Linked DNA regions of Homo sapiens: region 2 is linked to region 1. Evidence: chromatin loops called from intact Hi-C (ENCODE). Cell type or tissue: CD14-positive monocyte. All regions are shown on one strand.

The links. A loop is a pair of places that touch in the nucleus more often than their neighbours do. Peaks named below come from ENCODE experiments on the same cell type or tissue, not always from the same donor. Only the 100,000 strongest peaks of a DNase experiment are listed, where the experiment ranks them.
Region 2: a loop joins it to region 1, with 2.9 times the contacts of the local background. A loop is called at or near these places in 24 of 110 quality-filtered maps.

The regions. Positions count from the first base shown.
Region 1 is chr2:74,525,026-74,527,525 of GRCh38, forward strand. DQX1 (DEAQ-box RNA dependent ATPase 1) reads right to left here and starts at 1,206. Exons shown (of 12, transcript NM_133637.3): 1 at 1,111-1,206; 2 at 468-723; 3 at 1-177. The coding sequence starts at 704. It overlaps AUP1 (AUP1 lipid droplet regulating VLDL assembly factor), which reads right to left. Exons shown (of 12, transcript NM_181575.5): 9 at 2,446-2,500; 10 at 2,223-2,338; 11 at 1,916-2,034; 12 at 1,627-1,811. The coding sequence ends at 1,775. RefSeq lists an enhancer at 1,304-1,473. In CD14-positive monocyte, no CTCF peak of the experiment used is centred here; a DNase peak (open chromatin) is centred at 1,426; H3K27ac peaks cover 1,118 bases.
Region 2 is chr2:74,457,277-74,459,776 of GRCh38, forward strand. It overlaps INO80B (INO80 complex subunit B), which reads left to right. Exons shown (of 5, transcript NM_031288.4): 5 at 58-668. The coding sequence ends at 588. It overlaps WBP1 (WW domain binding protein 1), which reads left to right and starts at 1,162. Exons shown (of 4, transcript NM_012477.4): 1 at 1,162-1,395; 2 at 2,367-2,469. The coding sequence starts at 1,327. It overlaps INO80B-WBP1 (INO80B-WBP1 readthrough (NMD candidate)), which reads left to right. Exons shown (of 8, transcript NR_037849.1): 5 at 58-584; 6 at 2,367-2,469. RefSeq lists enhancers at 1-34, 533-1,039, 665-814, 1,040-1,547, 1,485-1,594 and a silencer at 175-414. In CD14-positive monocyte, no CTCF peak of the experiment used is centred here; DNase peaks (open chromatin) are centred at 135 and 1,005; H3K4me3 peaks cover 2,346 bases; H3K27ac peaks cover 1,902 bases.

The sequences.
Region 1 (2,500 bases):
CCCCGTGCAGTCCTCCTGGGGGATGCTGTATCCAACCTCATGACCCAGGGTCAGGTCCATCTCATCAGCAACCCGCAGAGCCAGGCTCCGGGCTGCAAGAGGGTAGGGCTGAGTAACAGTAACCTGTCCTTTCTGGAACCCTCTGGCCAGCGCAAACTCTGCACACCACTGAGGGATCTGGGATAGAAGTAGGGAAGGAGAGCCAGTGAGGAAGATGTAGGACTTCAGTCAGAAGTGCTCAGGGAACTATGGCCACTTTAATCTTTCCTTATTTGGGGAGTCCCCTGGTCTTTCACCAGCCTCCAGGGCCAACCTAACCCATCCCATCTCTCTTCGTTCACCTTCCTCATGACCCCACGCAGCCCAGTCCCCCCTTGCCCAGGGAAAGGCCACTTTCCCTTTGTCCTCCCTTTGTCCTCCCTTTGTCCACTCCCAGAATCTGCCTGCCCCCACAACCCCCACCACACCTGGGTGCTCTTGCCAGAACCAGGCTCCCCAGACACCAGCACCACTCCAGTGGGGTTACTCTCCAACTGCTCCAAGAAGGTAAAGCGAGCAGCCCAGATGGGCAAGGCTTGGCGCTGCTTCAGCAGCTCATAGTAGCGGGAAGAGAAGGGAAGCCCATCAAAGGGGTTCACAGCCAGTTCAGACTCCCCAGGACTTGGGCCATACTCTTCTGCTAGCCTGAGAGGCTGAGAGGTCATGGTGGCTCTCTGGCAGGACCTGCAGAAGGCAGAGCAGCCAGTAAGGTCATATTTGGTGACCGACACCATCTTCCCACCTCAGCCCTGATCCTTAACCTCTACCTTCAGTTGATCATGCTCTGGGGCCCACCCTTCCCAGCATTTCCTGCCAGGAAACAGTGCTAGGTATTTTGATAAAGGGCTACTGAGAGTTAGTCGACAGTCCCTATAGTCAGGTAGTAGAAATCTACCTGAGACTATTACCCCGTTGGCAGGTAGTAGAAATCTTACTTAGGCAGGGGTCCTCAAGGGCAGTAGAAATTATGTGAGACCTAGTAACCTGTGGGAAAGTCCTGAAGGGAAAAGGATAAAGAATATAGGGGGTGGGGAGAGGAACAGCAGAGTCACAGGGATCCTGGATTCAAACCTGCTTGCAGCTCTAGGACGTGTCAGGACGGCAGTCAGCTCCAGACCCACGTAGTCACCACCAACCCTGACCGTGTGAAGTACAAAGGTAAATTCCGGCTCTACCTCAGGGATGGGCTCAAACTTCAAATCCTGAAGCCTGCTTTTGGGGTGGGGCTATTTGCTCCACCTTATTTAACCTAGTCAGGAACCTATGGAAAACAGGCTCCAGCTACCACACTGAGCATGTGTGAACTCTATAGATGATGTGTAGTGTGCTTGTGAAAGGCATGCTGGGACTTGTAGTTTTGCAGCAGCTTCCTCCAAAACCTGGGCTGATCACCCAAGCTGGGTCTTCAGTTCAGTTACACTTCCTTAATTTATCACTCATCACTTGGCATGAGGAGGTGATTTTAGACAGTTGCAGTCTGACTACCCCCTTCAAATGTACGAGAAGACTCTCACCCCCATCCCCCGCAGCCAAGGAATAAGGAACCCACTCACAGGGCTTTTGAGACCGAGAGAGACAACAGATGCCTTGAATGAAAACCATGAATTTAATGTGACATTGGGGGAGCCTCATCCTTCCCTTTTTACCACCCACCCATCCAGCCTGTTGTGAGTTGGGTGAGGGCTGCCCCCAGTCTCCGTCCTGCGGCTCTGGGTGCCATCCTGTTCCTTTGAGCTCAGTCAGCCTCCTGGGCTCGTCTCTCTGTGAATCTCCTGTGGGACATAGGGAGAGATATTATTCAGGCTTTGCCGTAGTAGCTCCATAATTCCATTCTCCAATTTGCCACATCCTATTAATTGTCCTCTAACCCCCTCACCTTCTTGCGTATTCATATAGTGCTTGCTTGCGCTCCTGCAGGCTCTCCTGCCGGGCCCAGGAAGACTTGGCAAATGTTAGGGCTGTTGGCTGAGGGGTCACCGGGCCAGAGCTGGGAAACTGAGGTGATCACAATGTCAGAGGGCTTGCGGAGTCATCATCATTAAACACGCATCGAATGCCTACTTTGCAAGAGAGGCACTATGCTAGGGTCTCAGGATCAAAAAAGAAAGGTCAGGGATAAGGGAGTACATAGCCTGCCCCCAACTCACCCCAACACTTGGATCTGACCATTTCCTGGGTCTCACCTTGGAGGCAGAGGCTGTGGGTAGGGACTGAGTTCCCTTGGTGATGTCTTCAGGCATGAAAGCTACGGCCCCCTCAAGCAGATTAGTGATAGTCAAGTCTACACAGCCAGTCTTGGCTGGGGAGAAAAGAGAAGGGAGTCCACTCCCTACTTACTTTCTTCCTTCACAACCCACTTTTCCTCCCTGTGCCCATCTCCCAGTGTGGGGCCACCCTTTCCCATACCCAGGTCTCTCTGGATGACACCCAATGGCACATGGGGCAAAACTTCCTTGACTCT
Region 2 (2,500 bases), 68 kb before region 1:
CTCGCCTCTCCATCTTCCTCCATTTTCAGACAGCACCCCGTCTCTGTCTCTCCCTAGCGAGCTCTGCTCCAGAAGGCGCGGAGTCAACCTTCCCCTATGCTGCCGCTGCCTGTAGCTGAGGGCTGCCCACCTCCCGCCCTCACAGAGGAGATGCTGCTGAAGCGCGAGGAGCGGGCGCGGAAGCGGCGGCTCCAGGCGGCGCGGCGGGCAGAAGAGCACAAGAACCAGACTATCGAGCGCCTCACCAAGACTGCGGCGACCAGTGGGCGGGGAGGCCGGGGGGGCGCACGGGGCGAGCGGCGGGGAGGGCGGGCTGCGGCTCCGGCCCCCATGGTGCGCTACTGCAGCGGAGCACAGGGTTCCACCCTTTCCTTCCCACCTGGCGTCCCCGCCCCCACGGCAGTGTCTCAGCGGCCATCCCCCTCAGGCCCGCCGCCGCGCTGCTCTGTCCCCGGCTGTCCCCATCCGCGCCGCTACGCTTGCTCCCGCACAGGCCAGGCACTCTGTAGTCTTCAGTGCTACCGCATCAACCTGCAGATGCGGCTGGGGGGGCCCGAGGGTCCTGGATCCCCCCTTTTGGCTACGTAAGGCCCTTAACCCGGACTCTGCGCCCCGTCCCATGCCCGCTCTTGAGTATCTTCCCCACCCTATTAAATTACATCCGGTGCTTCGGCTTGTACAGAACTGGGGGAGTGGGATGTTGTGGGCAGACCAGTCTCCGGTATACACGTATTTTGCCCCTGTCGGAGCTTGCGTCGATGCCTGGGGCTTGGAAACCACCGCAAAAAACCAGGCTGCAAACCAGCGGACCGACTTTTGGGACTCCGCCTCTTCCAGCCGGGATTACCTGGCGTGCTTCGGCCTTTGGCGTCATTCCGAAAACATACCGCAAGCCAATCAGCGGCAACCTTGCTCTTCGGGGCGGCTGTTCGTTGGTTGATATGCCAGAGCCTGTTCTGTTGTCTGTATTGGCTATTGCCGCTGTCAGTCAGGGCCGTGGGTCGAACCTTCACCTACTCTTTGTCTGTACAAGCTCTTGTTGTCTGGGTGAGCGGCGGAGGCGCTGCTGTGGATTGGTCACAGGGAGAAACCTCTGATCTGTTCCTATTGGCCCGTCCGTCAAGGGACGATGATGATTGGTAGGGCAGAGCAATCTGAGTCCTAGTTGGTGGAGTTCTGCCCGGATGGAAGCTCCGGCCGCGGAGTGATGGTGGCCTCAGCGAAGATGGGCCGGGCAGGGACCATGGCGGTGGCAGCAGAGGTGGCAGGGGCGGGGCGGCTGGCGGTAGAGGAGGCTGTGGTCCTCAGGGGGCTGTAGGTGGAGGTATGGCTCGGGCCAGCAGCGGGAACGGCAGCGAGGAGGCCTGGGGGGCACTTCGGGCGCCGCAACAGCAGGTATCCCAATAGCTCCAAAACCTATCACGACAGCCATTTGTCTCTTTCCCCTTTCCTTGTCCCTTCCTTTTGGGGGTGGGGGAGGAACTCACGGAGCCAAAGGTACTGTGAAGTTCCTAAACATGTCTCTTCCACTCTTTGTCTAAACTTTGTAACGTAGATGCAGCTGACTTTGCCTGTAGCCTCATAGAACCCATCCCATGGCTGCAGTGGAAGCTTGCGGTGGCTCTCCAGTGACCAGAGGCATAGTGAGGTCCCAGGGAGGCTCCCTCTGTCTTGCAACAGTTATTTGTGATCTTTTTCTATGTGCCTATTGTCACAACAGAGTCCGGCAGCGTCTTCTCTTGAGGGAGCAATTTGGAGAAGAGCTGGAACCCAGACTCGCGCCCTGGATGCCATCCTTTATCATCCACAGCAATCCCATCTGGTTGGGAGCACTGCTCTGGGTCTCACACTGCCCCTCCTCTATCCTAGGGAGCCTGAGGCCCAGGGGTGGAAAGATCCAGTTGCGGGTGGGGGGTAGTGAACCGCGCAGGATAATGAAAGCAACTTGCTTTGGAAATGACCTACCGCTACCCGTTGTCTGAGACTGAGATTATCTCAGACTGTCTTCTGGCTTCTGCCAAAACACTCCCTTAACAGAAAGCACCGAGGGGATGGGGGTAGGGGGGTTGGGGAGAGTGAGGCTTGAGTGTGAAGGAAGTCTCATATATGCAGAGCTGAAATCTCCCTCTTTGTATGTCCACACTTTTGTCTTGTTCTCTAGACTGATTCTTGCTATTCCAAATCCTCTTCCACGTTGACAGCCCTTCAGATATTTCAACACTCCTCTCAGCATCCTCCACTTCCCCCATCTCTCCAAGCTGAACTTGGTTCACAGGGTGGGATTGTGTATGTGCATGCAGGAGGTGGGGGTGGACAGTGCCCTGGGCTGGAATCCCCCTTAGTTCTAAGTGCCTCCTTGCCCGCAGCTTCGAGAGCTGTGCCCAGGAGTGAACAACCAGCCCTACCTCTGTGAGAGTGGTCACTGCTGCGGGGAGACTGGCTGCTGCACCTACTACTATGAGCTCTGGTGTAAGTCTCCAAGAGGGCTATTTCCAGGTCC